Linked DNA regions of Mus musculus: region 2 is linked to region 1. Evidence: chromatin contacts called from ENCODE Hi-C or POLR2A ChIA-PET data. All regions are on one chromosome and are shown on one strand. The core of a region is the stretch at or near the end of the contact, and the rest is flanking DNA. Distances in the headings are between cores, read along the strand shown.

What was found. Hi-C counts contacts between places; a loop is a spot of excess contacts on that map. ChIA-PET counts read pairs that join two places held with the same protein, here RNA polymerase II (POLR2A).
Region 2: a loop to region 1 is called in a map of gastrocnemius, with 2.1 times the contacts of the local background. The contact joins the enhancer-like site here to the promoter of Prkcq in region 1. A Hi-C loop is called at or near these places in 1 of 37 maps with a recorded cell type or tissue (gastrocnemius). POLR2A ChIA-PET finds 5 or more read pairs at or near these places in 1 of 5 experiments (Patski).

Annotation. Positions count from the first base shown.
Region 1 is chr2:11,170,992-11,173,701 of GRCm38, reverse strand. Prkcq (protein kinase C, theta) reads right to left here and starts at 1,320. Exons shown (of 18, transcript NM_008859.2): 1 at 1,242-1,320.
Region 2 is chr2:11,524,768-11,527,477 of GRCm38, reverse strand. The region is part of intron 1 of Gm10851 (a long non-coding RNA gene); the gene reads right to left. It also overlaps a transcript of Pfkfb3 not described here. Among named protein-coding and RNA genes, the nearest start is that of Gm10851, 4.5 kb to the right of the region's middle. Within about 2 kb of position 1,360, at least 1 of the 3 ENCODE cell types and tissues checked has a DNase peak (open chromatin) inside an H3K27ac peak, as active enhancers do; it is gastrocnemius, where a contact is called at or near this core.

The sequences.
Region 1 (2,710 bases), core at 71-2,570:
TCACAAGGTTGGGGTGTGGGTGGGGTGAGGTACTCAAGATCTTAGAAAAGGACTACTCAGGCAAGGAAACAAGCCCTGGGGAGGAAGAAGCAGTGGTGGGCATGGCTTCCAGGACAAATGCACGGAGCCATTAAGTTCTGTTTCCTTGACTCCTGAATCCCGAGACTTTTCCTTTGCTAAATGAAAGGGACAAATGAACTGAGCTGAGAAGACAAAGGCAGATCCCCCATATCTTGTCTGAGGTTCATCACACAATTCCCCAGTCTAGGTCTGTGTTCTCAAAAGGCACCTGCAGCTTAAAGGACTGGGGCTTGGGCACAAACGGTCCATTTTTCCCACTGACAGCCCAAGCTCTTTCTCCCTCCCCCCCAACCCCCACCCCTGCCCTCCGCCCTCCCATCTCCACACATACCCAGCTGTGTCACCACTGAATAATCTTTTATTAGCACCATGGCCAGCCCACATAGTAGCAGGACAGCCCAGAGGACAGGGCAGCTCTGTGACGCTCCCCTTGCAGAGAACACCAGAATCACTAAGGTTCAGCCCGCCGTTGGACCTCTCTCCCACGCCCACATGGAGTCATTAAAGTCACCCGTGGTACTTTGATAATGCCAGCTCTTAAAACTCCAGTGGAACAAAGAGGTTGCATATAACAAAATGCATCTTAACATGTGACACTCAAAGCTAGAAAATAATCTTGTTCTAAGGAAGTGAATACCTCAACTTTTAAAATCAAACAACAAACAAACACCTAAAATACAACCTAGCCCCTGAAAAACAAAACAAAACAAACAAAAACCCGAATCAAGCGCTGCAGCAAATTCCCAGAAAACTAGGTGTTCTCCATGGACAGGTCTCCTAGGACAGAAAACACTCCTTACAAGTCTATGGTTTTGTTTTTGTTTTTGTTTTGTGGAGAACACATAAAGTTGCAACTGTTTCCTTTTTCCTAGCCTGCCTTTCCTCGGGTGCTAAGGAAACGCAAAGGAAGAAGGAAGCGCCCCTCAGTCCCTGACCCCAGCTTCCACTGGTCAAGGTCGCCAGCACACAAGAAACCAACGACTGGAGGAGCCCCAAAGTTTGCTTTTTCTCGATTTTGTTCTCACCCCTGTTACTCCTGACAGTCCCCTACCCTTTCCTGGAACACTTGCAAGAGACATTCGGGTGGCCCTTCAGGCCCTGATCTTTGGCACCTCCAGTCTGCTCACTCCTCGGTGGTAACTTGGGACCCTGGGTCCTACCTGGTGTCGCGGCCGCGGTCCCAGAGCAGCGCCGCTGTTGCTCGGATGGCGGGGACTGGCGCGGGCCTGGCGACCCAAGGGTACTCCGGTGGCGGCACCGGCCAGAGGGCGCTCGCCACGCCGGCTCAGGGACGCGCGCCTGGTTGCGTTCCGCGAGCGCTCTCGGCCTTCCTCCTGCTGGCTCTGTCCCCACCCTCCATCCTCACGCCTCACTGGCCACTTGTCGCTCTGCCGCGACTGGGACCCGGAGGCTGCAGGAGGTCTGGATGAAGCAGTCACCGGGCGGGGAGCGACGCCGCAGGCAGCGCGAAGCGGGACGGACGCCAGAGCCTCAGCCGCCTGAGTGCCAGAAAGGGGGGCGCGAGAGCAGTCTCTTCTTGCTTAGCTGAAAAACCATAAATGAGCAGCCAGTGGGAAGGGCTAAGGTCGCCGGCAGAAAGAAGTGTTTTATTTAATCCATTTTGCATTACAAAGGGCTTACGAGTTGCTTTTGTTTTGGTTTGCTTTTTAATTACCTACGAGTGTGTTTGGACACAGCTCTGTAGTGGCATAGAGGCTTCTTGGTGGAGTCTTATGAATGATTTTTGATGTTTTGAACTGCTGTAAACTGTACAGCATTTCGGCAGCAACTTTTCGTCACTAGGGTGTATTTGTCTTTTTAAGAGTTTTTATGCCATGCTGCTAATGTTCATGATTGTCTCTATAACAAGGGGTGGTAGATTTTCGCGCACTTAATAAAATTACATTTTTGTTGTGCAGTACAGGAAGGCCAGATTAGTATGAGAATTTAAATAGTAACACTATTTAAATACTCCACCCTACCCCATGTTCTCCTCAGCAGGCTTCTGGTTACTGACATACATCATCTTTAAATGGCCACAGGTACGGAGAGTTTCAGCTTCTAATGTGACTCTACAGATGACACTGAGACATGGAAGTGCTTGGTGACTTGATCAACTGATACTTGGGGCTGTGTTAAGAAGCCACAAATGGCGATACTTCCCTATAATGTATATGAACCATCAAAACCAATGCACAGAGTTTTAAAGGTTACAAAAATATTTGGCCAAAATTAATCCACTTTGCCATTTGTTGATACATAAGCACTGAACTAGCCCACAAGTCAGGATCTTACAATACAGAGGCTGTGCTTCCAGCCCTGAAGTATGATGACCTCAGGACATCAAAGTCTGGCACATAGTAGGCCTCCATTATATTTTGGCTATTACATTTGGCAGAAAAGTGTGTCATGCCTGGGAACAAGGTCAAAGGGCTGGAGTGATGGTCCCCACTTCTGCCCCAGTCTGTGACTGCTAAGGATCCTCTTGTTCAAAGATGAAAGGACTGGCTTCTCCAGCCAGTCTTCAGTAGATCCTACTGGGTTGGGGAGAAATGACAGAGTGATCACACAGCTATGCCTTAAGTCAGGAAACATATTCTCCATGACTATGTTTCCCACTGAGTATTTT
Region 2 (2,710 bases), core at 111-2,610, 350 kb before region 1:
CCCCTACGGGGCTGCAAACCCCCTCAGCTCCTTCAGTTCCTTCTTTAACTCCTCCGTCAGGGACCCCCATACAAAGTCCAATGGTTGGCTGCAAGCATCCCCCTCTGTATTTGTCAGGCTCTGGCAGAGCCTCTCAGGAGACAGCCATATTAGGCTCCTGTCAGCAAGTACTTCCCAGCATCCACAATAGTGTCTGGGTTTGGTGTCTGTATATGGGATGGATTCCCCAGGTGGGGCAGTCTCTGGATGGCCTTTCCTTCAGTCTCTGCTCCACACTCCATATTTCCTCCTGTGAGTATTTGTTCCCCCTTTATTTATTTTTTTTAAAAAGCATTTAACTGGGGACTTGCTTACAGTTTCAGAAGTTTAACTCATTATCCTCATGGCAGGGAGCGTGGCAGTACATGGGGAGCTGGAGCAGTACCGGAGTATCCTGATCCACAAGCAGACAGACAGACAGACAGACAGACAGGCACTGGGCTTGGCATAGGCTTTTGAAACTTCGGAGTTCCCGAAGTCCAAGCTTCCTAAGACCATTTTCAGCCCTATCCCCTCCTTCTCTTCCTGTCTCCCTGGGCCTAGGTTAGGCATTTAAGGTCTGGGAGCCTGAGCTGGAATGATTGTGAGTTCAACTCCAGCCTGGGCTTCAAAGTGAGGCTTTTTTTTTTAAAGAGAAAGAAAGAAAGAAAGAGAGAGAGAGAGAGAGAGAGAGAGAGAGAGAGAGAGAGAGAGAAAGAAAGAAAGAAAGAAAGAAAGAAAGAAAGAAAGAAAGAAAGAAAGAAAGAAAGAAAATCAGTGTGGAGACAGCCAAACACAGATACTTTAAAAAGGAAATTTATAAGCTAAGATTTGGTGACATAAAGGAAGTTACAGAAAAAGTTAGCCTCAGATGTGACCAGGTTGACCTTTCTCTGAAGCTCCCGTATTTCTAGTGACCTCTGTTATCTTCATATGCTCATTCGAAACCTGAAACGTTCGTGTGGTTCATGCTGGTCTAACACATCTCAGTCAGATCCTTTTACTGACCTAGGCCTGTTTACAAGAAGAAACTGACACTTCGCTGACCGGCCCGCCAGCCAGCCCATCTCCCTTTAACTTGTTTCTTAATCCAGCCTCAGAGTTCTTAGAAATGTCATTGGTCAGTAAACAATAAACAAGTCCATTTCCCTCTGCCTCACAATGTTGGGTGCACCTGGCTGAGGACATCATACCACACAGGCAGGGGCCACCGGCATCCAGCTCAGGTTCTGCTGGATAAGCCTGGGATCCTCTCCCGGGTCCATTGGCCTAGAGCTGTCCTGGACTTGCCAGCTAAGGCCCTGGCCTTGTTGGGCTTGTTTTTTAACCTAGGATGTTGGATGCCCTGCTGACTTGGACAAGAGCAGAAGCCTGAAGCTGGATGTGGTGGCTCAGGCGTGTGATCCACACTTGGGACTCAGGCAGGAAACCTGCTGTGAGTTCAAGGTCAGTCTGCAACAAAGTGACATTCTGTCTCAGTTCGTTCCAAAATAAACAAGAAAACAACAAACAAATCAAGGATAAAAGCAAACAGCAACAAAGAAACAAATAGAAATGAGACAGGGCCTGGTGGTGTCTTCCTGCAATCCTGACGGTGGGAAGTGGAAGCAGGGGGGTTAGGAATTTGAGGATAACCTTGGCTCAGCATCTCTGTGTGCTCTGTGCACACACCAGCTGCATCTCTTTTGTTTCTAGGCATAATATAAACGAGTATCTAGAGAGGAGAGAAATACAAGCTGTTCTTTTTTTTTTTTTTTTTTTTTTGGTTTTTTTCAAGACAGGATTTCTCTGTGTAGCCCTAGCTGTCCTGGAACTCACTTTGTAGACCAGGCTGGCCTCGAACTCAGAAATCCGCCTGCCTCTGCCTCCCAAGTGCTGGGATTAAAGGCGTGCGCCACCACCGACCAGCCTACAAGCTGTTCTTTACATGGTTATAATTCCTAGAAAATAGAGGCATTTCATTCCCTAGCCGCCAACCCCCCCCCCCCTTTCTGGTTTAGGACAGTTTCTTTTTTCTCATTCTTCATTGGTTCTATGATAATTTTACACATACAATTTTGATCATATTCACCCTTCCCTACTCCTCTCAGATCCACCCATATCTCTCTTACTCATCCATCCAACTTTGTATCCTCTGTCTCTCCTCCTCCCCTTCCCCTCCCCTCTACTTCCCCTCCCCTTCCCCTCCCTTCCCCTCCTCTCCTCTCCTCCCCATCCCCTTCCCCCTCCCTCCCCCTCCTCCTCCCCTCCCTCTCCAAACACATTGAGTATAGCTGCCACTACCCATGTTCTCTTGCATACATAGCCTTCCACTGGAGCATGGTTGACCATCCAGGAGCCCTGCACTCAAAGAAAATGAACTTTCCCTCTCCCGCAGCTACCGTTTGTCCAGTAGATCTTTATCTGGGGGTTTGATTACACGCCCCCATTCTTTCTACATGCTGGGGAAGCTGGGCTTGAGCTTGTGCAGGTCTTATGCAAGCCGTCTCAACTACTGTAAAGTTGTATGTGCAATTGCCCCTGCTGTGTCCCACAGCCACTTTCCTGGTAGTCAACAGCTGCCTCTGGCTCACACAGCCTTTCTCACCCCTGTTTTGCAATTGTCCCCAACCCTTGGGAGGCGGTGAATGATGAGACATTTAGGGGTGAGCAGCCTATAGTCTCCTATTACCTGAACCTAAGAAGCCTCTGA